Linked DNA regions of Homo sapiens: regions 2 and 3 are each linked to region 1. Evidence: chromatin loops called from intact Hi-C (ENCODE). Cell type or tissue: gastrocnemius medialis. All regions are shown on one strand. Each heading gives the region's core, and the rest is flanking DNA. Links, peaks and the distances in the headings are about the cores only.

Region 1 (11,084 bases), core at 1,745-9,744:
ATTCATCTACATGGGGATATATGCAGAGACCCAGAGATGTCACTGTCACTTGAGCTGACGGGCAGGAAGCCACCGTCTTAGACACCACAGACACAGTTACCCAGTCACATTGCTGTTCACTTAGACCCCTGCTCGGGCCTGTCTATAGACACACTCAGCTACCCATATGTACACCCAGACACAGAACTACACACAGGCAGGGAGCACACATAGACACCCAAGTCACGTCTACATGGCCTCTCAGCCGCACGTGGTCACACACACGCAGACACACGGAGGTCCATACACACACACCCAGGCATGGAGACACGTCGCAAAGGGATTCTTGGCCGGATATACACCAGACTCCTGCCCACACCCTCCCGGGAGCAAGCAGTCCCCATGCAGCCCCTCCTGGTCCCCTAGCCAGGCCGACCCTTTAAGCTCAAGGGGGCGGCGCCACCAAATCAACTTTTCCCATCTCTGGATTCAAAGGGTAGGAGTGTAATTAAAACCAGATAATTAATGAGACAATATTCCTCCAGCTACATCTTTAATGAACAAACCCCTTCAGGGCAGCCTCTTCTAGGCTCATTAAAGAGAAGAAAGTTGGGCGGATTGCGGACTTCCCAGCGCGTTAATAACGAACCCGTGGTGGGTGCTTCGGCCCGAAGAGCGGGAGCCACAGCGGCCCTCTCTGGCCCTGGTTCGTCCACCGCCACGTTGTCCCTTTGTCCGCCCCCACCACCACTCCTCACCCCCCAATCCCTTCAGTCGCGTGGCCTCATCGTCTCCAGCCGCCCCCCAGCGACCCTGAAAGTCTCTGTTCAGTGACCCCCGGCTCCGCCTGCGCTTTCTCTGGCGGCCTCTCACCGGTACCAGGCCAGCCATGCGCTCGGCTGCAGCCGGGTGTTGGGCCTCCCAGTTCCCCCGGCTGGGCGCTGAGTGCTCCAGGCCGTTTGGCTGGATGGAACTGGCTCTGTAGAAGGGAATTCGAGGCAAGGTAGGGGCCCGAGTCTCCCTCTGAAACTCAGTGCCCTAGGTGGGTGGCCTAGGACTGACGTTTGAGCGTCGTCCTGGGAACCGGTGGGCTGCAGGGAAGGGGAGGATGGTGATCAGCTCGTTTTCCACGCGCCCCTTCGCCCTCTCAGGAACGCGCACTAGCAACCATACTCCTGTGCACTCGCGCGCACGTGAGCGTGCACACACACAAGCGCCCACTCGGTGGTGCACACACATGCGTGGTCGCAATGCCTGGGGTCCAGACGGCGCGGCCCCAGCCTGGAGAGCCTAGTCTGGGCCTTCCCCAACCGCACGAGGTCGCTCTGGCGTCACTCGTCTCCAGGTCTCCAGGATGGAAGCCTTTTCGTTCCGTGTTCAGCGTCTGGGGCCTGGAGCGGACAATTCGGGCCGGAGAGACTGGGAGCGGGCAGCGCAGGAGGGGAGGGGGGCTCGGGCGGGCAGCGGCGGTAGCTGTGGCAGCGGCTCCGCCGGCGGCGCCTGCTTTCGCCTGCGCCGGCTTTTAGGGATGAGTTATGTGGCAATGAGCGAAGTAAATCTGCATGCGCAAAAGATGCTAATTACTCTTAATAGCCTACCCAGACGCCCCGAGACTGGAAACCCAGAAACGTAAATCTGCTCCCGATAAATATTTTTAATTGTGAAATTTCCTGGAAAGAAGGCTTTTGGTTCGCGGGCCCGAGGCATCTGGCTTTGGAAGGAGGAAAACGGCTCCCACCTGGGAAGCAGGGTCAGGAGTCAGGGTCCCGCTCGAGGGCGCCAGGCGCTGGCCGAGCGACCTGAGCCGGGCCGGCCTGCGCTGGGTAAAGTTAGTGATGTATCGCATTAATTACCAGTGTGAGCTGCAAATGGTTCGAGGCCCAAGGAAAATTAATGGGAATCCAAATTCTAATTATGTAGCTGTTGTTAAAGAGTTTAACTAGATAGTCACGGAGAAAATTGGATTATGCATAGAAATATGCAGCCAGCGCACGCGGGCCGGGCAGGCGGTCAGGGGACTCGTAGCCAGCACCCACCCCCCTTGCCTTAGAGGACGCTCCTCCTCTGCGAGGAAGGAAAAGACCCACCCCAGCGTATAAATAAAGATCCCGCGTGTCCCGATGGCAACGGCAGGGCGGGTCTCTGGCTGGCAGGAGAGGCCGAAGGTTTCAAAGGCGCGCGCTTGGATGCGGGGCTGGTGTGGAAGTCCGGGACTTCTGGGTCCCTTGGTCTGAGTAAGCGTTTGTGCCTGCCCGTTTCTCAGACTCTAGGTCGTTGCTCGGCTAATCCATCCTGCACTCCTTTTGATAATCATATAATTACATCTGAGCGCTGTGAGTTTACATTTTTTTCCACTCTCAGTTTAAGGAAATAGCCACCAAACGGAAGCCCAATTACACCGAAGCCTCGTCATTCACTTTATTAAGGACCCTGGATATGTTTCCATTTTCGCAGGAAATGAGGTCTGATCAAGCAGCACTAATACCTTGGGCCTCGGGGAGGGGGCGGGGACTCTCAGGGGCTGGCTAGATTCCGCGCGAGGCCGCGCCGCCCGCAGAGCCGAAACTGCCAAGCGGATGGCCCCACCTTGGGGCGGCAGATACCCAACTCTTCACGTCTCCCAATTCCTCCCAGGACCTCGGATTCGTTCTGTCGGGGCCACCCACTGGGCAGACCCACACCTTCCCACATCTCAGCGTGCTAGGCTCGGGGCTACCACACGCTGGCGCGGGTGGGGGGCGGATGGGAGGGCCAGGAGAGTTGAGGGGACTTTGCATTCCCAAAGAGAGACCCAGAGTCCTTTCAAGCTCCACCTACCCCCTTCCCAGGTGTTTGGCAACCTCCGAGGATGCTGCTAAGACCTCCGGAGCCGGGCAAGCAGGCCTGGAACGTCTGGGAGGCATCTTCCGGGGTCCCATGCCCCGCCTCCTTCAGTCTCTGATTCCAGTTTTCCATCGCCCCTTCAATGGGAACGTATCCTTTCCCCGCTGCCACCCTGTGCTTTTGAAGGAGAAGACGGTGGGTCCAGGTCTCACCAAGGAGCTCGGGTCCACCAGGCCTGACCCCGGCGCCGGCGGCTTTTGCCCCTCCTCGGATCTCGAGTTCCCAGACGGCGGCCAGGCAGGATCCATGCCTGCGCGGTGGCAGTGCAGCCACTTGGTCTCTCCAGGTTTTCCTTTCCCTCCACACAGGCCCCCGACTGAATTCAGGGGGTGAGGAGTGGCAGGGATGGTGCCTTTAGGCCAAGCCTCGGGAGAGGGGGATGAGCTGGAGGCAGGACCCCACAAATTTGAGGCATCAGAGTCTCTAATTTGCAAGCGCCGTGGAAGCCAGTCGAGGCCCTATGGATCGGTCCAAGAAAGGCCCCAGGCAGAGAATGGCCCGCGGCGCGGAGGTGTCCGCGAGAAACTAATTCCGATCTGGATAACGGGTCTGAATTAGACACGTTTACAGCCCCATTCCCCTTTCCTCCTGGGCGCTGGGGGGCAGTTCCTCGAAACTTGGGGGCAGATTCCCCAGGAGCAGCTGCTGTGGGTGTCCGAAGGAAGAGCGAGGAAGGGAGCCCCGGGACGCGGGAGTCTACACCCTCTGCCCTCCCAGTCGCAAGCTCAGAGCAGCTGCTCATACACAGACCCGCGTATCCTGGGAGAAAAACAGATGAGCGTGCCCTTGTATGTTTGACTCCTGGGCCAAATGTGGCCTCTAAGACCCCGAATTCTTCTCCTAGCAGCCTCAGAACGGAATCCATAAATTCAGAGAGGCAGGTGTGCCGACGACAGTCTCCCACCCCTCCAGGTCCTGGGGAAGGCCGGGGGATGCCTCCTCTCTCCCTCGCAGCGCCTGCCACGCTTTTGCCCCCCTCTTCACCTCGCCCCTTTTAAGCCTCCGGAGAACGATGGCTGCCCAATGGCCCCATGTACCCAGGCCATCCCGCTGTTTCAGGGAGGATCCTAGGGTCCAGGCTCTTTCTTCCTGCAGCCCTCTCGGGTCTCCAAGCCCGCCCCCTCTTGAGCACAGGTGTTCGAAAGGCCCCGCTTCTCTGTGACGCGGGCTTCGAGCGCCACCTAGCGGTACTTGACGCTCAGCAGCAGTGCCCGCCCTTAAGCCACCCCTTTCCCCACCCATCCGGAGCCCGGATAGCCATCCTGACGCGGTCCCACTCCCAAACTACAAGCTCCTGAGTGAACACGCTTCACCCCCACTTTATTATTATTATTATTATTACTATTATTGAGACTGTATCGCCCAGACTGGAGTGCAATGGCGCTATTTCGGCTCACTGCAGTCTCCACCTCCCAGGCTCAAGCGATCCTCCCATCTCAGCCTCCTGAGTAGCTGGTACTACTCAGACGCGCACCACTACGCTTGGCTATTTTTTTTTAACTTTTAGTATAGACGAGGTCTCACTATATAGCTCAGGCTGGTCTTGAACTCCTGGGCTCAAGCGATCCTCCCACCTCGGCCTCCCAAAATGCTGGGATTACGGGCGTGAGCCACCGTGCCCGGACTTCTTTTTAAAAATAGAGACAGGGGTCTCTGTCTGTCACTCTGACTCAGGCTGGAGTCCAGTGACATGATCATAACTCACGGCCTCCCAAAGCTGCCGCATTACAGGTGTGAGCTACCGCGCCCGACCTCTCACCCTCACTTCTTGGAACGGAGCCTTTAGTAGAGGGCCGCAAGGAATTGCAGGGGTGTGGCTAGGGGACTCTCACTTGGACCCGGCAGATGTGCGGGACACTGTTTCAGGGTTTGGGTTTGGCGTGGGGTTGAGGAAGGGACCACCCCATGTCTCTGCTGGCGGGGAGCAAAAAAAAAAAGGGGGGGTTCTCTGGCCGTGTGCGGTGGCTCACGCCTGTAATCCCAGGAGGCAGAGGTTGCAGTGAGCCGAGATCGCGCCACACTGCATTCCAGCCTGGCGGCAGAGTGACACTCCGTCTCAAAAAAAAAAGGGGGGGGGGTCTACTTATGAGCCCCTCTCATCCCTATTCCTACCCGAGCCCGGCCCCCAGCTCAATCCCCGGTACACTGCGGGCAAAGATCAGAACACTGCGGAAAAAAATCAGAACTTTCTCGGCTCGCAAAGTTCCGGTCCTCGCACCCTCCGCGGCATGGGAAAGGTTAGGTAGGAGCGCCCTCTGCCGTCTGTTATTTGGCACTGCGGCGGGCTGCGGGGCTGGAGGCAGCGAAATTCCTCTAACTGGCTCGCGGTCATCTCAGCTACCCTCCTGCCTATAGGGAGGAAGTCCCTTTCCCAAAGGCGCACAAGGGTTCCTCCGATCTTCATGGGATTGCACAGGGAAGGGAGACTCAGTGTTGCTGAGTTCCACCCGCACTGTGAGTTCTGTGCTAATCTTACCTCTTTCCCTCCTGCTGTGGGGTCAGCTTCCTCCCAGCTGATAGGATACCTGGGAGGTTAGAAATTTCTTCCCCTGCACCACAGTATATACATCATATTTCACAGCATAAATATATACAATGTTTACTTGTCACTTAAAAGTAACAATGCAGAAATTGCCGGTCGCGGTGGCTTATGCTTGTAATCCCAGCACTTTGGGAGGCCGAGGAGGGTGGATCACCTGAGGTCAGGAGTTCGAGACCAGCCTGGCCAAAATGGTGAAACCCTGTCTCTACTAAAAATACAAAAATTAGCCGGACGTGGTGGTGGGCGCCTGTAATTCCAGCTCCTCGGGAGGCTGAGGCAGGAGAATCACTTGAATCAGGAAGGCAGAGGTTGCAGTGAGCTGAGATCATGCCATTGCACTCCAGCCTGCGTGACAAGAGCAAAACTCCGTCTCAAAAAAATAAATACATAGGCCAGGCACAGTGGCTCATGCTTGTAATCCCAGCACTTTGAGAGGCTGAGACCGGCAGATCACCTGAGGTCAGGAGTTCGAGACCAGCCTGGCTAACAAGGAGAAATTGCCTCTACTAAAAATACGAAAATTAGCTGGGTGTGGTGGCGCATGCCTGTAGTCCCAGCTCCTCTGGAGGCTGAGGCAGGAAGATCACTCAAATCTGGGAGGCAAAGGTTGCAGTGAGCCGAGATCACGCCACTGCACTCCAGCCTGGGTGACGGCGTAAGATGCTGTCTCTAAATAAATAAATAAATAAATAAATGTAACAATGCATAAATAAAAATAAATTTCTTTCTCTACAGTGTGATCATCAGGCCTGACGGACGGGCCACGTTCCCCAGCTAGCACACTGCAGATGGAAAGGTCAGGGGAAGAGTGAGTGCCAACCCAGGCTCAGTCCATGGGTCTTGCGCGAATTGTTCAGAGTAGATAAAAAGTGGTAAGAGGTGGCGACAGCCCTGCCTGGCACTTCTAGAAGGGCCAGAGATCCCTGAGCTTCTGGTGACATCCTGGCAGAAAACCTAATAGGTAGTGAGTGCAGCAGGAAGTTCTATGCCCCATGAGGGCCCTCACATGCCTGACATACACATGTACTGACTCTGTGGTGCACCAAACACTCCCTTACACAGGCTCAGGCTGCCACCATGTCTTGACACTGAACTCCTGACCCTGCAGAGCCACACTCACCCAAGACCCACTCCTGAGACCTGCTCCCACCCAACTGCAGGACCTTCTCCAGCCCTGAACGTTTAGGAGAAGCAAGGATCAGAGTGGGAAGAACCCCTGGGCAGGTGTGGGAGGAGGCAGTCTGTTAAGGTCGCTTTAGGTCTTTGTCCTCGATTTTGAGACTGTCCTTAGAGAAAGGGGAGTACTGTGTCTTACTGTGTGACAGGAGGGGTACTGGGCTTCAAAAGTCCCTTGCGACCTGAGATCTGGTGACAGCCTTTCATTCGAGGCAATGCTCTGTGATTGTTTATAAGTCTCCCAGAACTCTGTCCCCAATCCCCTCTTGCCCACCTGCCATGTCCAGAGAGCGGGAATCCCCCCTAGACACAGATTAGCCACAAGTATTGGGAATTTCCACTTACTGTAAGTAGCAGGAAAATGAGAATCCTGAGCCCCAAGCCTTAGGTGGGGAAAGAGGTGAAGGAGATCCTCTGTCCCCCTTCCATCTGTTTCCATCCTTTTTCTCTTGGGGTCTTAAGTAGTTTTCCCTGGCAGAGTGTCCTCCCAGAATGGACATCTTGGGGTCCCTGGAGTCACTGCACTAGAGCCAGGATACCTCGTGTCCCTCTTCCCTTCCCCCAGGATGGGAGGGCAGCAAGGGAGAGCTGTTGATGGGCCCGGCTGGCTAGTCTGAGCTTGAAAACACAGATTTCAGGTCCTCACTTCATAGCCACTGAAATAGAATCAGTGGGGCCTGAGAATCTTCCCTTTATGAAGCAGCCTACTCCTTCTTTCTCCTTCTTTCCCTTTCCCAGACTCTTCTGGGAGAACTGCAGAATCTCTCCCCTTCCCATCTACTCCTCCCCAGCGTGACTTCCAAATGAGGAAATCCACCTGATATGTGGGATCAGATATCCTGGGCTTAAGTCTGTAACTTCCTAGCTGTGGGACTTTGGCAAGTCACTTCATCTCTCGAAGCCTCAGTTTCATCATCTGTGAGTTGACCATAATATTCCCTGTCTCAGGGGGGTGCACTCAGGGTCAGATGAGCTAATGTCTTCACAGGGTGCTTTGCAAAAGGCACATTTTAGTCCAAATGCTGGTGACTATTCAAGAATTTCAGTGCCAGATGTAGAGGTGTTGGTAAGCCCAGGGAAACCTTCTCCTGGCCTGAGCAGTGAGCTCTGGAGACAGAAGGGGGAATGATCCCGAGATTGGAGTCCAGGCAGGGCAGTCCCCTCCCTCAGAGAGCTCATCCTTGTGGGCATGTGAGGGTCTCTTATTTGCAGCTCCCCAGGGCTCCACACTGAGTGGGCTTTTCTTCCCAGCTCACCTTTCCCACCAAAGATATGTAACTGATCTCTGTGGGGGGAAGAAAGAAGGAAAATACCCATGCCAATTACCTTCTTCAAAAAGAAATTGGGGCCAGGCACAGTAGCTTATGCCTGTAATCCCAGCACTTTGGGAGGCTGAGGCGGGTGGATCACCTGAGGTCAGGCGTTCGAGACCAGCCTGGCCAACATGGTGAAACCCCGTCTCAACTAAAAATACAAAAATTAGCCGGGCATGGTGGTGGGCACCTGTAATCCCAGCTACTCGGGAGGCTGAAGCAGGAGAATTGCTTGAACTTGGGAGACGGAGGTTGCAGTGAGCTGAGATTGTGCTACTGCACTCCAGCCTGGGTGACAAGAGGGAAACTCTGTCTCAAAAAAAAAAAAATTGGGCTTACTTAATATCAGTTTCAGTCACTGAGAAACTCACATCAAGTTCTGGGGAACGTGTTAAAAATACACAGGCTGAGCTGTAGTACATTTCTGTCATGGTCTCCAGCTATTGGGATTTCTTTGTCCCTGGGGGTGAGACCTACTGCCTTGGAATACCTAGCGTTACTGATCATAAGCAGACAGTGAGGCCTCCCAGAATAGCCCTCCCAGAGATGCCCCCTCCACATCCCTGGTTTTCTTCCAAAGATGGGGCAGGGAGCAGTGAGCTGGGCAGACTATGGGGACAATAAGCTAGAGTGACATGGACTTAGAATGACAGGAGATAGGTCTAATAGAAAGAGCAGGGCTTTGAACTGTGGGGCAGGGGAGCAAAGCACGGGTCTCACTCCTTCTAGCTGTTCCTCAGCCTCGCTAAGCCAGTTTCCTCATCTGTAAAGGCGGGTGATACTAAGACCGGTTCCATCTCCCACGGTGGTTATGAGCAGCCACTACTTCCACAGACAGAGCTGCATTTTTGCAAACATATAGATGTGTGCATATATGTGTAGAAATAAGAACAGAGCATGTGTCCTATTCTGAAATTCACTTTTTTCACTTAATAACATTTCTTGGTTACTTTACCAGGCCCTTTTTCCATGGCGATAGCTTGTAAACCGCAAAACTATTGAAATGTTAGTTAATTTAAAGAACTCAGAGAAAACACTACCCTTTGGAGACGAAGGGCTGTTTTCTCATTGGGGTGTAGTGTGTGTGTACCCATGTCTTTGTGTTGCTAGGTTGGAGGAAAGGGAGGGCTTGTGAGTGTGCATGGTACTTCAGCAGCTGGAGACCCAAGTGGGATGAAGACTTTTCTGATTTTTAGGAATATAGAGTCTGGAGTGAAAACAAATTGAACCAATTAGGAAACTTCATCCCCTAGGGAGCCCTCTCAGAAGCCTCCCAGGAGCCTGCCTGCTTGGTTACTGGCCCTAGGGGGAGTGTGGAGAGGGGGAGACCTATGTTTGCCTCTGGGGTGACACAGAGGGTATGTTAAGGTATATTTAAGCTGCTGTGACAAAGAGGTCCCCCAATACATAGACTAACAGGGATAGGTGTCTATTCTTTTTCACATAACAGTTCAGTGTATAGATCTCTGTTCTATATGTTGTCATCACTAAAAGCATGGACTCTGGAACCTGGTTGCCTGGAATCAAATCTTGCCCTTGGTGACCTTATAGCAATTACTCAACCTGTGTCTCAGGTTCCTTACCTGTAAACTTGGTTGGACTTCATAGGATTATTGTGAGGATTAAGTGAGTTAGGACCCTCCAAAATTATTTATTGAGCACCTACTACAGTCAGTCATAGTCAGTCATTGTTTGGGGCTCATGGTAACTCCCACTGGTGGGCTCAAAGTGGCTGCTCTAGCTTCTGCCATCATGTCTGCCTCCCACTCAGTGGGAAGAAGGAAAGGGCAAAGGGAGCACACACCCATTCCTTTAAGGTCATAACCCAGAAGTGGCATACATCTGACCTCGTCCTAACCATCAATCAGAATTTGGTTGTATTGACTCAATAAGCTGCAAGGGAGGCTGGGGAGTGTAAACTTTAGTCATGTGATCATGTGCCCAACCAAAACTCAGGCATACTAACAAAACAAGGAAGGAATGGATACTGGTGGGAAATTAGCAGTTTCTTCTCTCTTCCCCGGGGCAGCTGCATCATTCTCATATACAATTGTTATGAGCCAAAGGGGGCTGTCTGCTCAATGTGCCAGGTTTTGAGAAAAGAAAGGCTTTTATTGCAAGTTGACTCACAAGCAGACATGAGTGTGAAGCTCAAATCTGTCTCCTCGTCTTGGCTTCAAAGCAGTATTTTTATTAGAAAAGGTTCAGGGGGTGGATTCTGAGATGAGCAGATCATTGGTGAAAGGAAAGGGGAGATCTGGAAAGTCCCTGGGCATGCGCAGTTATCTCTTCCTGGGATCTCATGGGTCGCATGTGCAAATTCAAGGGGAGTTAGTATGAAACATGCAGTGGAAATTCAGTCGGTGCCATCAGCAAGTTCATCCTGCGCAGACTCCAGTTGTCCATGTTGGTTCCAACCAGTGTTAGCCAGTTCTTTTGATCTCATAAGCAGAGGGAGTTTCAGTTGTTTCTTTTCCTTTTTTTTTTTTTTTTTTGAGATGGAGTTTCTCTCTTGTTGCCCAGGCTGGAGTGCAATGGCGTGATCTCAGCTCACTGCAATCTCTGCCGGGTTCAAGTGATTCTCCTGCCTCAGCCTCCTGAGTAGCTGGGATTACAGGCGTGTGCCACCATGCCTGACTAATTTTTGTATTTTTAGTAGAGACGGGGTTTCACCATGTTGGCCAGGCTGGTCTTGAACTCCTGACCTCAGGTGATCCACCCACCTCAGCCTCCTAAGGTGCTAGGATTACAGGCATGGCGTGAGCCACCACGCCCGGCCGGTAGTTGTTTCTTTTTTTAACCTCCATTCTGCAAACTCAAGAATTTCTGTTAGCCAGGCGCGGTGGCTCATGCCTATAATCCCAGCACTTTGGGAGGCCGAGGCGGGTGGATCACCTGAGGTCAGGAGTTCGAGACCAGCCTGACCAACAAAGGAAAACCCTGTGTCTACTAAAAATACAAAAAAAATTAGCCGGGCGTGGTGGCACACACCTGTAGTCCTAGCTACTTGGGAGGCTGAGACAGGAGAACTGCTTGAACCCAGGAGGAGGAGGTTGCGGTGAGCCAAGATTGCACCACTGCACTCCAGCCTGGGCGACAGAGAGAGACTCCGTCTCAAAAAAAAAAAAAAAAAAAGAATTTCTGTCATTGGCTTCCTTAACTCTTTGGGGCATGGTTTTACAGCTCCTGAG
Region 2 (11,084 bases), core at 1,602-9,601, 250 kb before region 1:
GGAGAGACCCCATCTCTACCAAAAACAAGAAAGAAAGAAGAGAGAGAAGAGAAGAGAAGAGAAGAGAAGAGAAGAGAAGAGAAGAGAAGAGAGGAAAAGAAAAGAAAAGAAAAAGGAAGGAAGGGGAAGGAAGGAAGGAAGGGAGAAAAATGAAATATGGAAAGAAAGAAATCTAGAACAAACCCTGTGGGGTTGAATTAGAATTGGAGTTATCAATGTGAACTAATGGTTTCAAAGTATATAAATATAGATGTAAAAGAAAAGTCAGTGTTTGAATCTTGGTTTTTAAATACCATTCTGCACTAAAGGGAATCATACATTCATGGAAATATGGTTGACTCCAGGACTGACCAGGGAAACTATAAGATGGAAATACTCAGAACGATGAAGATACGTCAAAGGGGGCATGGAAGCCTGCCGAAAGAGGCTTTCAGTAGCCCAATATGAAACAATCACAGTATTAAAATAAAAGATATTAACATATTATAATCTGTTGAATAAACAGGAAACATTTCTTCAAAAACACAAATTACCAAAATTGACACATGAAACAGAAAATCTGAACAGCTCTATACCTCTAAAAGAAATTCAAATTGCTCTAAAACATCTTGCCACATAAATTTAAATAATAAGTTTAAAAAATCTTTCACAAAGAAAACTACAGGCCCAAGTGGTTTGTGAATTCTATGAAATCTGAAGGAAGAAACACCACCAGGATTATACACAAGTGCTTTTAGAAAACAGAGGAGGATGGGAGGAAGATTTCCCAATTCATTTTATAAGACCAGCATAACTCTGATACCAAAACCTGGCAAACACTTAAAAAAGAAAACTGCAAACCAGTACCTCACATGAAACAGACACAAAAACTCTTAACAAAAATCAAGGTAATTTGTCGTATTAACAGAATAACGGGGGCAAAATCCTATATATCTCAGATGAAAAAAAAAGTAGTTATCTATCTGTCTGTCTATTTTTGGAGATAGTTTCTCTTTCTGTTGCCCAGGCTGGAGTGCAGTGGTGTGATCATAACTCACTGTAGCCTCCAACTCAGTGGGCTCCAGCGATCCTCCCACTTCGGCCTCCCAAAGTGTTGGGATTACAGGAGGGAGCCACCACACCCAGCCCCTCACAGACTGCTTTTTAATAGAAAGTGCAAGGTTGATTCTAAAATTTATATAGAAATGTGAACTATCTGGAATAACAAAAAATAAAACAACAAATCTAGAGAACTCACACTACCTGATTTCATGGCCCATTATATAAAATGACAATAATCAAGACACTATGGTATTTGGTGCAAGGATAGACACCTATCATTTTTCTTGTCCGCCTTGTCTACAGGGACATAAAATAGGGATGGGTCAGTACCTTAGGCACTGTCACCCACTGCTCTGGGTCCAGCAGCAACGTTTTCTTCAGGAGGTTTGAGAATATAACTCTTATATAACTAAATGGTTTGGACAAATGAATTCATGTAATTCAATGGGGGAAAAGAAAGTCTTTTCAACAATGGTGCTGAAACAACTGAATGAAATTACGGCAAAAATAATGAAGCCCAAACTCTACTTCATGGCACGTATAAGAATTAATTTGAGATGGATCATAGAATTAAGTATAAATAGTAAACTTATAAAGCTCCCAGAAGAAAACTTAGAAGAATATCTTCACAATCATGGGGTAGACAAAGATTTCTTAGGTAGGACCAAAGGAAGTATCCCTTCTAAAAGAAAAAACCGGCTAGGCGCGGTGGCTCGCGCCTGTAATCCCAGCACTTTGGGAGGCTGAGGCGGTCGGATCACCTGAGGTCTGGAGTTCGAGACCAGCCTAGCCAACATGGTGAAACCCCGTCTCTACTAAAAATACAAAAATTAGCATGTGGTGGCGCATGCCTGTAATCCCATCTACTCAGGAGGCTGAGGCACAAGAATTGCTTGAACCTGGGAGGCAGAGGTTGCAGTGAGCCGAGATTGTGTCACTGCACTCCAGCCTGGGCGACACAGCGAGACTCCGTCTCAAAAAAAAAAAAAAAAAAAAAGAAAGAAAAATTGGTAAACTGGATTTCATCCAACTATTAGAAACTTCTCATCAAAACATACCATAAACAGGCAAACCATAGACTGTGAGATATAATCAGAGTACATATATCTGACAAATGAATGGTATCCAGAATTCAATACAGTTGAGTCTACAACTCAATAATAAAAAGGCAAACAATGCAATTTTTAAAAATGGCTAAAAACTTAAAAGATACTTCACAAAGAAAATGTCTGAATAACCAATAAGCACATGAAAAAGTACTTAACATATGCTCACCAAAAACCTTTATAGAAGAACGTTCATAGTAACTTCACTTATAATGATGGAAATGGCTCAGATATCCACCAAAAGGAGACAGAAAACAAACTGCGATATATTTATTCAACTCAATGAAAGAGAATAAACTACTGATATACACAGCAACATAGAGGAATCTCACAAACATTATGCAAAGTGAATGTCAGACCCCAAAAATATAGCATTCCATTACACAAAATTCTAGAAAAGGCAAAATTACAGTGACAGTAAGCTGATCAGTATTTGATCCATTGGTGGTGCAGAAAATAAGTAGAAAGGAGAACAAGAGACATTCCTAGGTTATGAAAATATTCTATAGTTTAATTAGGGTGGTGGTTACACAGGTGGTTAGATTTATCAAAAATTCAGACTTATACAATTAATATCTGTAAAATTCACTGTATGAAAACTTCCAATAGAAGTATCTTAGGAGTAAATTTTTTACAGAGGTTTGTCCAGTCATCAATAAATGTATCATGCTATTTTTCTGAAAATACTAAGTTATAAAAAGAAAATTTATTTTCCTTCAAAATTACCCTCTTTTCCCTTCATGAATGAATATGTAATAACATATTTAGGGGACCATTAGATAGATTCAGAAACTCTGTGCCAGGCCTGAGGGAGTTTCCAGAGTAGGGCTATATATAGGACTTTATTTTCTAGACATTCCATCTGTAAAATGGGTAAATGACTTTGCTGATCTCCCAAGGAAGTAACACAGATCAATAAACTAAAATTTGTCATAGTTCCTTTACCACTCTGCAATTAAAAGGCTAAAACATTCAATATTTTCCATTCAATATTTTCCTGTAAGACTCTCTCCAGTTTGAAATCCAACTAGTGAATATAATAGCCACAGGCAAGATAGGTTCTGTCCCCATGCAACACTTGAAAAGGTAGCTTCATTGCTGAACCAGAGGCAGAGAGTTTTGCGTTGGAGTACTTTAATACGTTTTTATATCGCATATAAAGCACATAAGCATAAACTAGTAAGATGCCTTGCTGAAAACTACCTTCTTTGTGAAAGCAGGCTGTAATTCTGAACAAGTTTTCAATTTTCACACTGCTGCTAGGGTAAAACATTTTAAAGAGTTTAATTTTTTACAATGGATTCAATGACATAGGATTATCTAACAAAGTAATGGCTAATCAATAGAAGGTTTAGTTGTCAGGTGAAACATATAACACACTAAAAGGGATTGATTGCCAGACTTGCCCTTATTTACTAGAAGGTATATATTTAAAATTACACAAACTTGTTACTGGGCTGCATTGTTTTAACCTTGCAAAAAGCTGCTTAGAAATCTGTTCAGCAGCCCTATAGCATAACAAGATATAGTATAATGAAAATCGTTAGTGACTGGGAGTGGGGGTATAGGAAGACAGGGACTTCCAGATACATGGTAACATCAAATCATGTCCCACACAAGAATATGGTATAGAAAAAGCAAACCAAAAAGCAATATCTAAGGAAGCTGGAAGTGGGTTTTAAAAATGCCACACAGATGCTACTGAATCTTGTTCAATAGATGCAAAGCTGCATCTGCTATCATTCCGTGTTGTTTTTAGGGCAGATTTTTTTTTTAGGGCTCATGCAGATGAGCACAACAGGCTTCCTCCCACCCCACCCCCCGCCTTTTTTAATGGTACATCCAGAGTAAGCACTGAAAACAAAATGAATTGGGCCCATATGGACTTTGACCAGCATATAAACTGTTTCCTTTATAATTTATTCCCAGTATCACAACTCTCTATATGAAAATACACTCTTTATGGTCATTGCAACCCAGGAGTTCAATAATATTTTTCCTACTAAGTCAGTGATTACACAATTTATCAAAGAATGATTACATTAAAATACAAATAAAACAAAGCACCAACCCCCCATACGGTCTTCCTTCCTCAAAGTAATTTTAAGAAAGCCGGTTATTAAATTGCTCCTTTTTGAAGAAGGGTTTTTGTAGCTAGGCACAAATTGCCAAACCGTGTTTTCTTAAAAAAGTTATTAGACTCTAAAGGATTCAACAGAAGTGGGAAGTTATATAAACAAATCACTTCGTCAGATTTGGAAAGATCACTTTTGTCTTACTTAAGAGACCTACATTAATTACCTTTAAGATCTTTTACATGGACTATTTAAAATAAGTACAATTTATTTATTTATTTCAAATGAGGTGCTTCTTCCAAAGTATTAAATAATGTCTACAAATGCAAAGGCATTTTTATAAATAGGTAATTAAAACAGATGACTAAAATTAAGTCAAGCTGCAAAACATTACCCAGAATGCATTGTGATTTTTTTTATTAATAAACATCTCAGGCAATTTTTTTTTTACCCAAAGCCCAAAGCACTTTAGGAGGGCAAAAAGAGGTAGCAAGTTTTATAGAGTAAAAAAAACCAACAACAACCAACCACACATATATAATGAAATAATGCAAACCCCAAACGAAAGTATTTACAAGACAGTCCCTTAAGCATAGTTTGTCATATTGCAATTACACCTTGCCTACTGCCAAGCCAAAGTGCTTACTATTGCCACTAGAGGGAGAAGTGTCTTAACACAAAGCAACGGCAGATAGGGAATGGGTTTTCTCGAGCAATTATCAGAACAAAGCTCCCTTGGCTGTGTGTACCTTCTAATTACTCAATACAATTAAAGTGACTAACCTAAAACAAATAGAGAGAAAAAAAAAAAAAAAACCCTGCCTGCCTGATATCAGGGACTTCATTAAACCTTTTTCCCTCATCAATCAAATCAGAAAGAAGGGAATGCCATCATATATGAACATTACAGAGCTATTAAAGGAAGCAAATTCTGTGTTTTTTTTTTTTTTAAAGGAAGAAAAGGAGCTCTCTTGAAAAAAGAAATGTCTTGGTATTTACCCATCTGGATGCTGCTTGAAAATAAATTGTCCTCCAAAGAACAGAAATACAGTATGTTTTCTCTCAGTTCACTGGCTTATGAATGACTTTTTGTTGTTGTGGTTGTTTTGTTAATACACACTATAATGTCATTTTCTGTGTCAGTGATGTGCTTTTTCCTCCTACTCATCCAACTGTATAAAGGAGCTATGCCCATCAGACTTCCATGCTTATACTGGCTGATTTAAGTTCTTCACTGCTGTTTTTTGTGGATCTACTCCAAGGCAATGTTTAGAACGCAGGAATTTTTTCAGGGGAGGGGAATATGGTAGAAAAGGAAAACAGCTACTTATTCCTTCTAAAAGACTTATGTAGTTCCTTTTATAAGGCCCAGTCATTAACAGAAGATGACAACACAGTCATTTTTCTTTCAGCTGACAATTGTGACATTTTTCCAGCAGCGTGCAAGGTGTTGAAAACCTGGCAGCTGTTACCTCCTGGGATGAAGATACTTTTTTATCCTCCCTTGACAGTCTAACTCAGTGGGTCAGCACCTTTAAAGACTGCAAAGTATCCTTGAAGAGGATGGAAGCTTGAATTACTGCTCCCTCCCTAATCAATGTAAACCCTCACTGCAGGTGAAGTCTCCATCTATAGAGGTGCATGGGGGAGGAAAATGTAATGCCCTGAGCCAGATGGTTTTTATCTTGTTTTTAAAGAATAAAGGAACAAGCTAACAAGGGAGACAGCTACTTTGTTAGCTTCTTGGCCTCTCTCATGGCTTTGCATCCCCAGGGTTCCAGCTACACAAGAGAAAGAATACAGAAAAACCTAAACACTTAAAGAAATATAACTAGAGGGCTGGCATCATGCTGCTTTCAGAGAGTTGAGAGAGCTCTACTCAATGCTTTATTTATCACTGCCCACGTTCTCAGGATGGTAAGTGGACACATACACAAAGGAAATGGGGGATGGGAGAGGGATTAGACAACGGTCACAATTTACTCAATTACAGAGAAAGGCAGGGCTGACAGATCCTATTAGCACCAATGAGAAGCAAAGAGTTGAACGTTGTAATGCCACAATTTTCAAAAAGTAATGAGTACTTTCATGTATCCTCCCAGGCCTTTGCCCTTGATTGCAGATAGGAATAAAAGGTAGGAAAACAGTGGCTATCCTTTCCTTGACTTCACATTTTTAGGAGTAAAACAAAAATTGTAGCTATTTTGTACATCCTTTAAATAAAAGTTCATATTTAATGCCAAGAAATGAGATTATTCTGAAACTAAGAAAATTAACTTTCTTTACAAGGATACACTGCTCTACTTCCTCTCCCTACCCCAAACTCTTCCATCTTCAGATGCTGGAAATGAAACGAAAAAGCAGGTATACAAAATGACTTGGTGACAGACACAGGGAACAGTGTCTCTTAATTTCCACCTTCATTATTTCTTGTTCTGGTAATATCTTTGTCGGGTTTTGGAATTACTGTTATGGTGGATTTTTAAGTCAAGGAGTGTTCTTTCCTTCTCTATTCTGTGAAAGGGTCTGGCATAAAATTCGTATCATTTCTTCCTTAAATATTTGTTGAATTCACCAGTAAAACCACATGTCCCTTCTGATGATTAATTAAATTTATTTAATAGACATCAGGCTATTCAAATTTTGCTTCACCCTGTGTTAAGAGTTTTGGTAAGTTGTATTTTTCAAGGAATTTGTTCAACTTGCCAAATTTTTGGTATAAAGTTGTTTGCTCCTCCAATATTTAAATAGCTCTCCAAATTAACATGCAGTAGTTATGTCCTATCAACAATGGCAAAACGCTATTTTTGAATAATATATGTCAACTATAATATTAGTTAAAAACAATGTTAAATTGCTAGAAGATAACTGAACTTTTTATAATCAATAGTGAGTTTCTGAAATCCCATTAGAAATATCTGCAAAAGAATCTCAAGTTAATGAGATGCAAATCCTACTTGTATCAATACTAGGTATAAGGCGGCCTTGACATCTTTTTGTCTACAGAAGTTGACTACAGGAAAAACAAAACAAAACAAAAACAAAAAAACAAAATAGCAAATGGCACTTCATTATTGTCATATGCAATAGAGAAAAGAGGGAGTTTAAACAGCTTATATACTATGTCCTACCTTAAAAAAAATCAGCAATGGGGTAATCAAGTTCAGGGCAGTCCTGGACAGCTGCCCTGTGACCCGCTTCTATTGACCCCTGCTATTCATCACTCTTCCCTAAGATAGAGAGGGCAAGCTCCTAGGGAGTGACCACCACAATAGACAGACACAAGCCAACAGTAATCTGGTTCGAGCAAAAAACCAGATGGCACTGCAATAAATTTACAAATCTGCATTCATGGGGCTGCTAAAACACCCAGAAGCTAAAAGACTCTGAGGGCCCCAGGAGGATCTCCTACTTCCCTGTTTCTAAAGGCCATTTCTCTTTCCAAGAACATTGAGTTCATGCTCTTCACAAAGAGAATGGAGATAAAACCCTTTACAAAGAAGGGAGGAGAAAAAGCCTCATGACCTAATTAATCTCCAGAGCTTGGATCTCAACACTGAATGACAGATATTAGAAAAATCATTTCAAAGCACCATGGGGGGGGTGGGGGGGAAGGTTGTTAAATTAAAGTGGGCAGGGGGAGTGGGGAAGAGAACCTGCTAAAACGGCAATGAAAAAAACAACATTAAATCTCTTTCGAATATTGCACACAACAGATCTTGCAAGTAGAAAATGATTCAATAATGTATGCATTTATTTTTAAAATGAATCAGATTAGTCCCATGTGTGACCTGCTGGTCCATCTGTATGTGCTGGACTTAATAGGCATGATTCTCTCTCTTGCTTCAGTTTGAAGTATGAGAGAGATAAATTTAGTTTAATTTTCAACAGATCAGCCTATCCATTTTCCAAATGGACCATCTGGATCAGCCTATTAAAATTAATTTATAACTTTGCAGAGAGAAAATTCGTTTGTTAGCTTAAATAAAGTTGCCAAAACTTTTGTTGTGTCATTGTTTTCCGACAGTTGTTTCTGTATAGTGGGCAGAGTGTTCCTACTTCCCAATTTATCTTATTCAGTATTGTCCTATTGGTTTAGATGAACAGATCAGGTGTTGATTCTCCAAACAGTTAAAATTGTAACTGTCTCAACATCAATTACTGATCATTTGTGGATTTTTGTTTGTTTTTTTTTTTAAAGCTTCCTGGATGATTCAATTCTATTTACTAAACAATTATTTTTATAAAAAAAAGAAGTGTTCATCCAAAAAACATTTAACATATAGTAAATTAAAAAATGAATGTGTCACAGTTTCAAGTACTTTCCCTCTAAACACTATATATAAACTGAAGTCAGAAGGCACAAGTAGAAACGCTTTGGAAACACTGAGATCTGAGTATCAAATCACTAATTAGCTAGACAAGTCATCTAACCTCTCTAACCCTCCATTTTCTTCATCTATAAATTGGAAGTCACATCATATCTAAAAACTTTACAGGGTTATTGTGAGGGTTAAATCAAATAAGCATCATGTTCACGGTGGGTGCTCAACAAATATTAGATCTCCTATTTCCTAGAACAATGCTATAAATCCAAGTAAATTAGAATTATTTTTACTGCTGCTCAGGCTCATTGTATCCAATTTTATATTAAAAATGAATACAGGGCCAGGTGTGGTGGCTCATGTCTGTAATCCCAGCACTTTGGGAGGCCAAGCTGGGCAGATCACCTGAGGTCAGGGGTCTGAGAACAGCCTGGCCAACATGGTGAAACCCTGTCTCTACTAAAAATACAAAAATTAGGTCGGGAACAGTGGCTCATGCCTGTAATCCCAGCACTTTGGGAGGCTTAGGTGGGCAGATCACAAGGTCAAGAGTTTGCGACCAGCCTGGCCAACATGGTGAAACCCCGTTTCTACTAAAAATACAAAAATTAGCCCGGTGTGGTAGTGGGCACCTGTAGTCCCAGTTACGCAGGAGGCTGAGGCAGAAGAGTCGCTTGAACCCTGGAGGTGGAGGTTGTGGTGAGCCAAGATCACACCACTGCACTCCAGCCTGGGCGATAGAGCAAGACTGTGTCTCAAAAAAAAAAAAACCCCAAAATACAAAAATTAGCCAGGCATGGTGGCAGGCACCTGTAATTCCAGCTACTCAGGAGGCTGAGGCAGGAGAATCGCTTGAACCCAGAAGGCAGAGGTTGCAGTGAGCCGAGATCACGCCACTGCACTCCAGCCTGGGCGACAGAGTGAGGCTTTGTCTCAAAAATAAAAATAAAATAAAATAATAAAAATAAAAATGAATAGGTGGCACACTTATTCTCTGGCAACATCATAAGAACTTGCGTTTCTTGTTTTTGCCAAGGACATTCTAATTTTTACAAGAACACAATGGTATTGAACTTTCACAAGTAAAATGTGTTACCTTCTATTGGGGCACAGTGGTGAGCTATTTTTTTTTTTTTTTTTTGAGACGGAGTTTTGCTCTTGTTGCCCAGGCTGGAGTGCAATGGCGCAATCTCAGCTCACCGCAACCTCTGCCTCTGGGGTTCAAGTGATTCTCCTGCCTCAGCCTCCTGAGTAGCTGGGATTACAGGCATGCGCCAGCATGCCCAGCAAATTTTTGTATTTTTAGTAGAGACTGGGTTTCTCCATGTTGGTCAGGCTGGTCTCGAACTCCCGACTTCAGGTATTCGCCTGCCTCAGCCTCCCAAAGTGGTGGGATTATAGGCGTTAGCCACCTTGCCCGGCTGCTGTTTTTTTAAGTTATTATTAACAATGGCCTTTTCTTCTAGAAAAAGCAAACAAAATATTGCTCATACTAAAAGGGCTAACTTTATTACAGGCAGATCTGTTTTTATACTTTTTTAAAAATGCCAACCAGCTGTCCTGTACATGTATACCTAGAATGTTTTTTAAATAACTGGGAAAACCATGTCACCTGATTGAAAGTGATGGCTATGGCCAGGCCAACGTCCGAGTACTCTTAATATAAGCTCCAGTGCTTAAAGAATGGCAAATCAAGGGTTTCCTCCTGTCTTTTGTTTTGCTGTTGGTAGCTTTTTATTTTAAGTAAGGCTGAATTTCATACCTGTCTAAGTGAATTCTTCTCTGGTATTATCTTCCTAGGGGGTTCGCCATTATTACAGTCTTCTCTCTCTGAGGAATTCTGTGAAAGAAAGTAAGCTTTAATTCAGTTCTCATTATCTTCAATCTTATCCTTTGGGAGTAAACTGAATTACATTTCTAATTCTGTAAGTTAGAACATACATATATTTATACAATTATTCACTTGAAGATTTGTATACATACAGATATACACATATGTAAAAGAAAACATATGCCCATGTATATAAATAAATTATGTAAGGATTTAGATGGGAAGTATTTCATGTATCTTTAAGCATTGTGTAGGAGATCATATTCATTAGATCTCTAGCTTGCACTTTGACACAGGTTGACACTGGATACAAGAAAGTTCCAGCCCACACTTAGCTGATGACAACTAAAACCATGATTATTACCTTCTCTCGATTATAGTAGATGTTTGGTTGGCACAGATCTCCAAGTCTGGGTCCTAAAAATAGTTATTTCTCTTCCCCCTCTTCTCAGATTTGATTTTATTTTCTTTGATAAAAGTAGCATAGGACTTAAAAAAACATTTACTCAGTAGTTTAGGATTAGAGTCCATTCCTTGGCACTGTCACCTCAAACAGCAGCTAGAGGCCCTAAAATGTCAGTGGGGTTTTTATATACTTAGGAGGGGGAAAAAAACAACAATCCAACTGAAAATGAGTTCATAAGTACTAAAAATCTGCTAGTCAATATATGTAAATCACTATCTACAAGGCAAAATACAGAAAATC
Region 3 (11,084 bases), core at 1,918-9,917, 230 kb before region 1:
ACTATGCAGAATTTTGTGCATTTCTGACAAATCCTACAATTAATTTGATTATGCTGCCATTGCTTTCCACACCGTAACTATCTTCGATTTAAAGAATCACAAGAAATGTACATTTTCTGTTCTCAAAATTACCCCACAAGTCACTGAATTATAGAAAATTTTACTATCATTTAGCAGAAATTGGTTTTTTTTGGAAATATTAATAATACTTGGTTGATTAAAGAAAAAAAGTGATAAACAATCAAGATGTTTCCAACTTATTCTGTCTTTGACCAGAACCTAATTTTAAAGTGGCCTTTTAATTTAATAATCGTTGTAGCACTGAAATTCAAATTAGGCTAATTTTAATGAATGATATTTTAAAATCTGTTATTAGCTATCATCAATGGCATTTTGTTATTATTACTAATCTGTTACTATAATTACTATTAGTAATTAATAATATACTAATATCTGTTATTAGCTATCATCAATAGCACTTGTTGCGTTATGGAATGGAAAATACCACTACAGAGTTTGGTAATAGATAATTGGTTTGACAGATATCAAACATTAATTTTAATATCATAGTAGTTGTTCTTACAGTACAGAATTAGTGAATACCATAATAGCTAATTGTGGTATTAAAGTATCTCCTGCCAAAATACCCTCTTGTGGAAACCAATGTATAATGCATCTTTTGCTCCTATATACAATGAAGGAATAGTTGACTTCAAAACCAGTTGCCTATCACTGCTGTACAAAGGACATTCTGGGTAGTGGTCAGTAAAGAAAACATGGCCATTTCTAAATGCCAGTGGTTCCCAACATCTCCTTTCTTTCTGAGTGGAATCAAGTCTGAGAGCACTGACTTGTGGGTCACTTGACCCACGAGGGCCTGGATAGGTTTCAAGAATAACAGAGGTCATGTAATTGCCAAAAGAGCATTAGCCACTCAATCATAATGGATAATTAAATGACCTACATGATTCCTGAAATAGCTGCTCTATATTTGGTCTATTACTTGCGTCCCTCAAGATAAGCTACTCGTCTGGTCTGCCTTGACCCGCAAAAAGTCCAACCTGCACGCGAACACTAGCTGCATGCTTCTATTGCTTTGTAACCGGCCCCCCCACCACCCCCCACAGTATTCATGCCCCAGACTCTGCTTTCAAGAGGACACACATAAAAAAATCAATCTTGTATCCTTCTCCCTATTGTGCTCTCTGGAATACAAATGACTAAAGCAAAGAAAAAAATTAGTAAATTCCTGGTTTAGATCTTTGGGGGATAGAGGGAAGAAACATAAGAACTACAGAGAAGGAAAGTCATGGTTAATTTTTTTTAAAGTTTTGCTCATATGCCTTCAATGAGTTTTTACATTCCATTATAAAGCTAGTCAGGGATATTTTGTGGGCAGCAAGTCATTAAAACTCCAGTTGCCTAGACTTCATTTTTGATGGTGTTGAATATTGCAATCTTTCCTGGCCTAATTTTTTAGTCCATATAGAAAGCAAAGTGCCTCTCAACAAAATGAAATATACACAGCATCAACTGTTTTTACAATAGCAGTAGCCAAAAAAGCAAGAATTTGTAATGCCTCAAATTTTCATCTCTCTGAATAGTTCAACAGTCTCATTATAATTCTTAGTCACAATTACAACCAAATAGAAGCCAGGTATATCAAATAGCAAAAAATGTACTGGATAATTTGCTTCTTTGGGAGGAAAAGGTCTGCCTTTGGCCCTAGAGGTAGCTGCACATCTAGCAAACACTACAGAAAAAGGCAAGAGACAAGTAACCAAAGACAACCTCACAATAATGGCAAGGGACACAGGATGTGAGGGACAAAAGAGCTCACATTTAGAATACCTTAGAGGCTAGTAGGATTTTTCCGTTTCCACAGGAAATTATGTAGCTTGAGGCTACTGGCTATCCTGATCTCTTACTAGTACATGGATGGCTTAATAAACCTAGAACATATCTGTTTTAGTTAACTTCTGAGCACGGAGGGGGTTGGGGGGGTGGGGGGGGAAGAGAACAAAATGTACTTAAATGCTGAATTTTTTCTCCAGGCTGAATGCCTTTCATCCAATAAGACATTCAAAGCAGTGACCCAGCAAATGGATTGAAAAAGCAATCTTCCGTCCCAGTGCCACATTATCATTCCTATTCAGTATTCTCCATGAGATATCTCAATCAGCTGTGTGTAAGTGACAACGCAGCCCATTGCTGGGTTAATTAAACATTTGACTTTAACACCCTCCCCGTCATTAAGCAAATAAAAGCAGATAATTCAAACTGCACTTCATCCTCAGGGTACACAACACACATGTCAAAATTAAGAGAGTCCAAGGCCTCTGGGGAATTCTGCTGGGGCTATAATCAGTTTAAATCTTATCTGGTTTATCAATTATTCTATTGATTAAACCAAAGCGATTATACACAACTCCTCTGCCACATGGGATTGATGTCAGTAGAGCAAGAAAATAACTCCAGGAGGTTCCAAACTGATTTAAAAAGAGACCAATAGACAGACCGATAATAGTCGATTATTACATACCAGTGATCCATACACTGAAGAGTTGATTCTTAGTTTCAGGCGGGTGAAGTGAACTGTCTCCAATCACTATGTCCCTGCGCTATACCTTACAGTTGGCTTGAGTAAATTTATGTCTTGAAAGATCAACATATTTTCTACTGATTTAAACAGAAGCTAGCATGCTCAGCAGTTGAAATATATTTTATAGATACTGACCCTAAGCTCTAACAGAGAGAATCTCAAATAGGGAAAACAAAATTTTTTTTCTAATCTTCTTACCTGTATGCATGTGACCAGTAAGATGCAGGAATGAAAAGGGACATATTTGAGAGCTGATACTCCTACAAATATACAATCAGCTATTCCAATGTCCTAAAACACCATTATTCTTGAAAAACAGAATCTAAGAAATCAGAAAGATCTTACCAGAGAGTCATGACTCCTTTTATTAATTCCAAGGGCACCATCTTCAATGCCATTAATAACACTGAAAATATATAGTCGTATCTTCAAATGAAATGTCGATAACTAAACCCTAACATATCGAGTTTCTACCAGAAATTTGTAACCACAATTTAGTTACCCTCCTGCCCCATTCATTGTGTAATATCTTTCAAATGTCTAGAGCCCCTATAACCTCAAGGCCATGCCCTACTATATATGAGAAAACCACTAATAAAACCTAACAAAATGAGGGAGGGTGGTTAGACTACTCCACACCTGAAATCTGTGCACTTACAGCCATGCTCTTGAGAAAGGAAATTTGTTCACTGCTATGCTGGCACCGCATGTGCATTCAACCATAATTTATCTCCTTCAGATTTTTTGTTTTCAGGCGGACTAGTAAGAAACTTGCATTAGCATGCTGTATTCTACACTCACCACTAGAAATACTGAGGGTGCTATTTGTAATTGTATTCTTTTTAAGAGGTTTATTCTCTGCAGCTGTTTTCTGCTTGCAGTGTATTTTGTGTAATCAGCACATCATCATAAATACATTGGCTGTTCCCCTGAGGGTAGCTGTCAGTGTTTAATTTACAGAACAACCTGGCCAATGTGAATTTTAACACTACAGCACTATGGCAAGGAGTTACCACACTCTGTGAAAAACAGGTTTCTATGAATTTTTATATCAAGAGCTGGTCCCAGGACAATTTAGGTTCTAGAAACAGACTGTTTAAAGAAGCACTTTATACCTTGTATGCAATAGACTCTTTCTCAGTTATAGCCTCAGTAGAAGCCCCAAACTATCAAATCACCAGTGGGAACTACCAGTTCTGAAGACAACAAGGATTGAAAATCTATGATCAACCAGTAGGAGGCATTGTAACAAATATTATCATCTCTTTTTAAGCTACATGTACAGCTATCACAAACATCACTGTTCCCTTAGAAGGTATGTAAAGGCAAGAGAAAACCATTTAAGACACAGACTAGTCTGAAATATACATTATCACTTTTTTGCTGAGATGAGATATATCTGATATGAACATAAGTATACCATTTCCTTAGGACTGCTACTAAGCCAGACCTCTAGCTCAATAAATCAGAAAAAAATACATATGACTAATGGTTAACACTAGTAATTATATGCACAGTGACTGGTATATAAGTACTTAATACATGTATAACAAATAACTATAAGCTCCTTGAGGATAGGTTCTGAATCTTAATTTATGCCTAAGACTTTGTACAGTAATTGGCAAATAAAAGGTACTCTGTGAATCGAATCGGAGTTGTGGCTAGTTGTGAATGGCCATGTTATTTGTAAAGCCTTACATCTACTTGATGTCAAAAGGATTTTCTAAATCAGTAAAATGTCCCTAAGGACAATATAAAAAGTACAAATTATAGTCATTTTAGTGAGAGCTATTCATACAAGAAATCTAAGTACCTCAATCTCACAATGAAGAACAAATTAGCCTACAAAATAATGGCATATTCAAACATATTTTAATAATGAAGATTACATAGAAGAAATTAAAACTTTTCTATGCTATATACTTGTTTCTATATCTTTAATATGATCAAATGGAAAGTGATCGTTTTAAATGCTCAGAATGGTAACCAACAGCACTTTTACTGAAGTGGTTTTGTATGCACACATACACATTCTATAAATCAAGTGATTATACATATGTATTTTTCTGTTAAGGGCCATTTTTACAAGTTAGAATGCCTAGAGTTAAACTGAATCAAAATATATTTCATGTTGAGTTGTCCTCAGTGTATTTATTTGCTTTTAATGTTGCGCAGGACTACATTTGCATGTTTTACAAAAATCAGTAAATTGTGACTAAGATTCTTTTTTTCTTTTAAAGGAACAAAATAACTGACTTCACTTAGGAGGGTTTAAAACTTGCCCAAATTTGTGGTAAACTTAATTTTTAAACTATTAAGTAGAACAACAGAGGCCAGGCACGGTGGCTCATGCTCGTAATCCCAGCACTTTGGGAGGCCGAGGCAGGCGGATCACGAGGTCAGGAGATCCAGACCATCCTGGCTAACATGGTGAAACCCCGTCTCTACTAAAAATACAAAAAAATTAGCCGGGCATGGTGGCGGGTGCCTGTAGTCCCAGCTACTCGAGAGGCTGAGGCAGGGGAATGGTGTGAACCCGAGAGGCAGAGCTTGCAGTGAGCCGAGATGGCACCACCCTGGGTGACAGAGCGAGACTCCGTCTCAAAAAAAAAAAAAAAAAAAAGAGCAAGTGAGATCTGTACAACTTACTTTGATACTGCTATAATTAATATAAGCATAATCACATACAAGCAAAATCTGGTAACACCTTATTTCTAACAACCAGGAAAAAAATTGTATTTAAAAATATGAACAAGCCCTGTATCATTTATCCTTTCTATGATGCTAAGACATTTCAAAAACGTTAATTCCTTTTTACGTTTATGTCACTGAAGGACAAAATGAGAAAAAAGATGACCCACCAACTCGATTTTTTTTCACCAGTTAAAGGAAATTTTTAATTCAGTTGAATATTTGTAACTTAGTACTTAAAAACTTTATGCCTAATAAAATATATCTTAATTTTTAATACAGAAATTTATCACATTCTTTCCTTTTCAATTTAGAATTACAAAATTACATCCTGGGACCTTCTGAACTAAACTGGATGGGGTTAGACTGAGGTCACGCTGTATTTTCTCTTCCCTGGAGACCACGTAGTAGTTCCATAGGCTGCCATTAGATAGCAGCACAGTACACACCATCAGTCATGTCTCTCATAGTCTCTCCCGTTAAGGTTGGAATTATCTCATTTACACACACACACACACACACACATACACACAGAGACAGAGAGAGAGAGAGAGAGAGATTCTAATTCAATTAGTGCAGTCGCAACTCCAGAAAAGAGTAATTCAATTAGTGCATTGTGGAGCTCTACAGTACCTCTAAGCAGATGTTCACCATCTTCAGGAACTGGAGCTAGGTTTAAAATACCTGTGCCACTCTGATATGCCGCTACATTATGTCATTTGTCAAAGTGCTTACATATGCTTTTCTATGCTTTTCTGGCTTCAAAGAAAAGATGAGGAAACAAACCCAGGCTAAGTTCCTAGAAATTTTTCCATCATTCAAATCAAAGAAGTATATGCAATCTTAGGCAGTAATTAAATTACATTATTTAAATTGTGTTCAAAACAAGACGTGTCTACATTGTATTCTGACTTATTACACTTTTTTTTTTTTTTTTTTTTTGAGACAGTCTCACTCTGTCACCCAGGCTGCAGTGCAGTGGGTGTGATCTCGGCTGACTGCTATCTCCGCCTCCCAGGTTCAAGCGATTCGCGTGCCTTAGCCTCCCAAGCAGCTGGGATCACAGGCATGTACTACCACGCCTGGCTAATTTTTTGGATTTTTAGTAGTGACTGGGTTTCACCATGCTACCCAGGCTGGTCTCAAATTCGTGAGCTCAGGCAATCCGCCCGCCTCAGCCTCCCACAGTGCTGGGATTATAGGCATGAGCCACCACGCCCGGCCAAGAAAAAACTTTCTAGTAGAACCAACAAAGTAAAAGCAAGATGCTTCAAGAAGTTTGATTCACCAATAATGGTAGTGATCAGGGAGAGATTAGATGACTCCCTTCCAAACACATTTCATAAAGGATTTCTACATTATGAGACGTATGTGACTAGATGGCCTCTGATGTCTGGTCCAATGCTGAAATTCTATGGTTCTATGAATACACTGATGTTTGCTCATGAGGCAAGCCTGGAGTTTAAATAATAAAGCTAATCATTAATTGTGAAGGTGTGGTTGTAAAAAGCCCATAAGCTGTGAGGCATTTTCACTGTATTGATGCATAATACATAAGAAGAAATTTTGTAGTTTCTTTGTACCAGATTTAGAAAACTCCATAAAGCATATTTCAGTCTCATTTCTTAAACACTTGCATTCCTCTTATTCTTCTAAGACTGCAAAAAATGGTTTGTTTTCATTCATCCTGTAGAAATCAGCCAATGAGAAATCAATTTCTACAAGAATGATTTTTGAAAACTCCCCCACTGAGTCAAGACAGTGGGTTCTCATAGCTTAAATGCAAATCTACATCAATGTTTATGCTTTAAAAATTCAGAGCAATACTTAAAAACAACAATAACTAGTTCTTAATATCCCTCCTTTTGGTATTACTTTCTGAGCACAATATTTTTAAGTAAGGACAAAAATCTGGCTACAAAGGAGCAGGACTTATATTTTACAAGTATTATCTTCTCTCTTTCTAGCATGACCTCAAAGCAGGAATTACCAACACCATTTTTCCAGTGCATTTCACTAGACTGATGCAGAACAGCTCTTGCCTTTCACATTTTCAGAGGAGAGGGCTAAGCTAAATAGTTGCCTTTTTTTTTCTTTTTTAGATGGAGTCTCACTCTGTCAACCCAGGCTGGAGTGTAGTGATATGATTTCGGCTCACTGCAACCACCACCTCCAAGGCTTAAGCGATCCTCCCACCTCAGCCTCCCGAGTAGCTGGGACCACAGACTGGCACCACCATGACTGGCTAATTTTTTGTATTTTTGGTAAAGATGGGGTTTCACCATGTTTCCCAGGCTGGTCTCGAATTTCTGAGCTCAAGTGATCCACCCACCTCAGCTTCCCAAAGTATTGAGATTATAGGTATGAGCCACAGTGCCCAGCCATTGAGGAACTTTCAATACAAACTCTTTTCCATACTCCAGAAGAACTGCAAAAGGCCATTCATTCTCAGTTAAAACTTTACTTGTAAATTCAATGCCCCAAAAGGGATGAAAATGAAAGCATACATCAATAGTGCTTCCTTAGAAGAAAAAATATATATGTTGTTTTAAGATGTATTGTAATTTATAAACTCCTACTCATAGCTTGAAAAAAAAGATGTAATTTAAAACATAATAGAAAACTCATTTTATTACTACAAAATATTTTCCAAGAAATATATGGTGGTTTTATAAGGAAGATTTTCTATTCATTTGGCATAAGCTGGACTAATATAAGCATAATGTTTCTTCCATATTACCTAATGAGCTTTCTTACTATAAATACACATTTTCCACATTAAAAAAATATTTTTCTTCCCCAAATTTTAAAGTCTTCTATAATTTCACCACTTGTTAAAGACACTGGATAATAAGAGCAATAAATAAAATAGCTGGGTGAATTCTGATTGGCCTGGCAATACTGCCATATAGTAGGCTATCAGTTTAACAAACTATGTCACTGCATCTCTTTACCCAATACCACCTTCCCAACTTCCTGCCTCCACAAAAACAGAAATGGGACCTAACCTGATTCTTCCTTACAATAGGGTGTTCCATAAATTCCACTATTAATAATACACTAACCCAACTTTATCTCCTTTGCCCCACAGCCTGCATTTATTTTCTAGTGTTAAGTTTGTTTGGCTCCATCAGCACCACTTCTCTTTAACACTGTCCCTTTTCATGCATTTAAGGCAACTACTTCCAACCCTATCAATGAAAGCAGACAAATGGGGGAGAAAGGAATGAACTGCAAACACCTCAAACAAGAAAGGTTGCTTAAAAAACCAAGTGTCACATTCTGACAGTTCAATATTTCATAGCCAATACAAGGAATGTGCAACGATACTGCAACTTTAAATCTTTTCTTCATAGTATGTCAGTCTCTCTTTCTCTCATTGTAATGCCAAAGGGAACAGCAATCAGAGTGGAGATGTTCAACGTGATAGAGGTCAGGACACCATCGGATCAACGTACCAGAAACACGACCTTGTTTATTTTTTTTCCACAGTATTATTGTTTACAGGGTGCTTTGCTCGTGTACCTTGTGGTTCTTAGCTAAAAGATGAAATTACAGCCCAGGATGAAGCGCTCAGGCACACATCCAATTTGTGTTTCCATCTCAGAAAACAAAAAGCTTCTAAGGCCCTCAGGCTGCCATTCAAACTTGGAGGCTGACATTTTTAACAGCATGAACCAGAGACTGGCAGAGAGAATGATCTAATGCATTTCTGACTTGTCAATCAAATATCTCACCTCTGCTGTCTTGTAAACAGTTGGGGACCATCTAACTACATTCATAAACCTAGGGAGAGCTTACTGCCAGCTGGGGTGCTGTAGCCACATGCTCTGGCTTCTATTCACCAAAATCATGATTCAGTTTTATAATCTCACTGTAAATAGTCCATAGGCACATTTCCAGGACTACTGGAATTGAACCAGAGTAGGGAATACAAAAGAGATTTTGGTCAAATATTGTGTTATTTTCAAGCTGCTGGAATCCTGTACTAATTTTATCCTCATTTTACCAATTCTCCCCAAAAGATTGCACTGTGCTGCAGTTGAAGTGCTTAAAAAAATAATGACCTGCTTTTTAAAAATCTAGGGGAAATATACTAATATTATATTACAAATTTCCCTTGTAGTTTATTACCAGTAACAAAACAAGTACTCCCCCAAACAATGGCTCATATAAAGGGTAGAAACTACAATGAACAGTAGCAACTATATTTTGGTAAAACTAATTATGTACTTTCTTTTAAATAGAAAACTGAAATTCATACACAAAAGTTTTGTACTTACTAATTTGACACAATGTAGTATATATGTATGTGTATGTGTGAGACATAAAAACATAAAATTAGATTACTTATATTGCTAATGAGAAGACTTTTTTTTTTTTTTTTTTTTTTTTTTTTGAGGCAGTCTCGCTCTGTCGCCCAGGCTGGAGTGTAGTGGCGCGATCTCGGCTCACTGCAAGCTCTGCCTCCCGGGTTCATGCCATTCTCCTGCCTCAGCCTCCCGAGGAGCTGGGACTACAGGCGCCCACCACCACGCCCGGCTAATTTTTGTATTTTTAGTAAAGACGGGGTTTCACCGCATTAGCCAGGATGGTCTCAATCTCCTGACTTTGTGATCTGCCCTCCTTGGCCTCCCAAAGTGCTGGGATTACAGACGTGAGAAGACTTATATTGCTATTCTTTCCCTTCTGTATATGACCATCTAATCCAACACACGTAAAAAGTTAGACCCAATCAGGAATTTTTTGTTAAAGAATCAAGTACGAAAATGAATACTCCTTTTCTTCATGTCAATTTTACAGGGCACAGAATTCCATGCATGCTCTGGGTACAGATCCTCTGACTAGTTTAAGAGAGCAAAGATAAAGATCAGGGAAGACTTTAATTCTAGCTCAGCTTGAGCTGAATCTTGAAGATTAGGTAGACAAAGGCAGAGAGTGGGTAAGGGACAATAGGTGTTTGTGGAGGGGTTTTTTCAGGTAAGCAGAACGGTATATGCAAAGACACAGATATATAAAAGAACACACTGCACCTTTGGGGAACTGCAAAATTTGAAATGACTAACAATTACATGAGAGGGAGGTGGTGGTCAGATATAAGCCAAATTCAAACTTTGTTCAATTCAAAAACATGTGAGCAGCTATCTATGAGATAAACAGTGACCAAAATCAGTATTACCAGATGATGAATGTAGAATTTGAGCAATATGATATAGGTGAAATTCAGAAATTACTAGTATCACTGAAACGGTAATCTCTGGGAGGACATTTAAAATCCTTCCTTCTTTCTACTTCTATTTTCTACAATGAATATTAAATGTTTTAACTGTATATCTCATAATTTAATTAAATGTAATAAAATACTTAAAAATGAAACCATTATTTGGGCGTGTGTGTGTGTGCACGCACAGGCACACATGGATGGATAAGTCATTTCAGATCAAAGGACACTAACATGTTAATCTAGCAATAATTATCTTAAAGTGGAAGGCATATGGGTGATACTCTTGTTTATATATTTACCAAATAATGTACATATTCCATAATAAACAATAATTCATTTTATTAGGAGAACAAAACATTTCTGCACAAACAAACAAAAACATGTTTGATTTGTCATTCCCTGCAAACCCCTAAGGTGAAGGGTGTAGCTGGGATAAATACAAGTCAAATGTTAACATATACATAAAAAATAACTACATTTATTATACAGAAATTGTGCTACACAGAAATTATTCATATACAATAGAGAGGGTATCAGCTACAGAATGAGAAGCATTTCTGTCACAGG

The links. A loop is a pair of places that touch in the nucleus more often than their neighbours do. Peaks named below come from ENCODE experiments on the same cell type or tissue, not always from the same donor. Only the 100,000 strongest peaks of a DNase experiment are listed, where the experiment ranks them.
Region 2: a loop joins it to region 1, with 7 times the contacts of the local background. A loop is called at or near these places in 58 of 110 quality-filtered maps.
Region 3: a loop joins it to region 1, with 7 times the contacts of the local background. A loop is called at or near these places in 43 of 110 quality-filtered maps.

The regions. Positions count from the first base shown.
Region 1 is chr10:101,207,849-101,218,932 of GRCh38, reverse strand. No RefSeq gene overlaps it. Among named protein-coding and RNA genes, the nearest start is that of LBX1, 16 kb to the left of the region's middle. RefSeq lists enhancers at 470-1,061, 1,654-2,245, 4,096-4,145, 4,156-4,225 and a silencer at 3,946-3,995. In gastrocnemius medialis, for the core only: CTCF peaks have their summits at 3,849, 4,050 (motif pointing left) and 5,128 (motif pointing left); DNase peaks (open chromatin) are centred at 4,059 and 5,122; H3K4me3 peaks cover 1,110 bases; H3K27me3 peaks cover 4,702 bases.
Region 2 is chr10:101,461,284-101,472,367 of GRCh38, reverse strand. BTRC (beta-transducin repeat containing E3 ubiquitin protein ligase) reads right to left here. Exons shown (of 15, transcript NM_033637.4): 3 at 10,310-10,387. Among named protein-coding and RNA genes, the nearest start is that of BTRC, 110 kb to the right of the region's middle. In gastrocnemius medialis, for the core only: a CTCF peak has its summit at 4,859 (motif pointing right); no DNase peak of the experiment used is centred there.
Region 3 is chr10:101,437,031-101,448,114 of GRCh38, reverse strand. All of the region lies in intron 2 of BTRC (beta-transducin repeat containing E3 ubiquitin protein ligase), which reads right to left. Among named protein-coding and RNA genes, the nearest start is that of BTRC, 88 kb to the right of the region's middle. RefSeq lists an enhancer at 6,356-6,856. In gastrocnemius medialis, for the core only: a CTCF peak has its summit at 5,699; no DNase peak of the experiment used is centred there.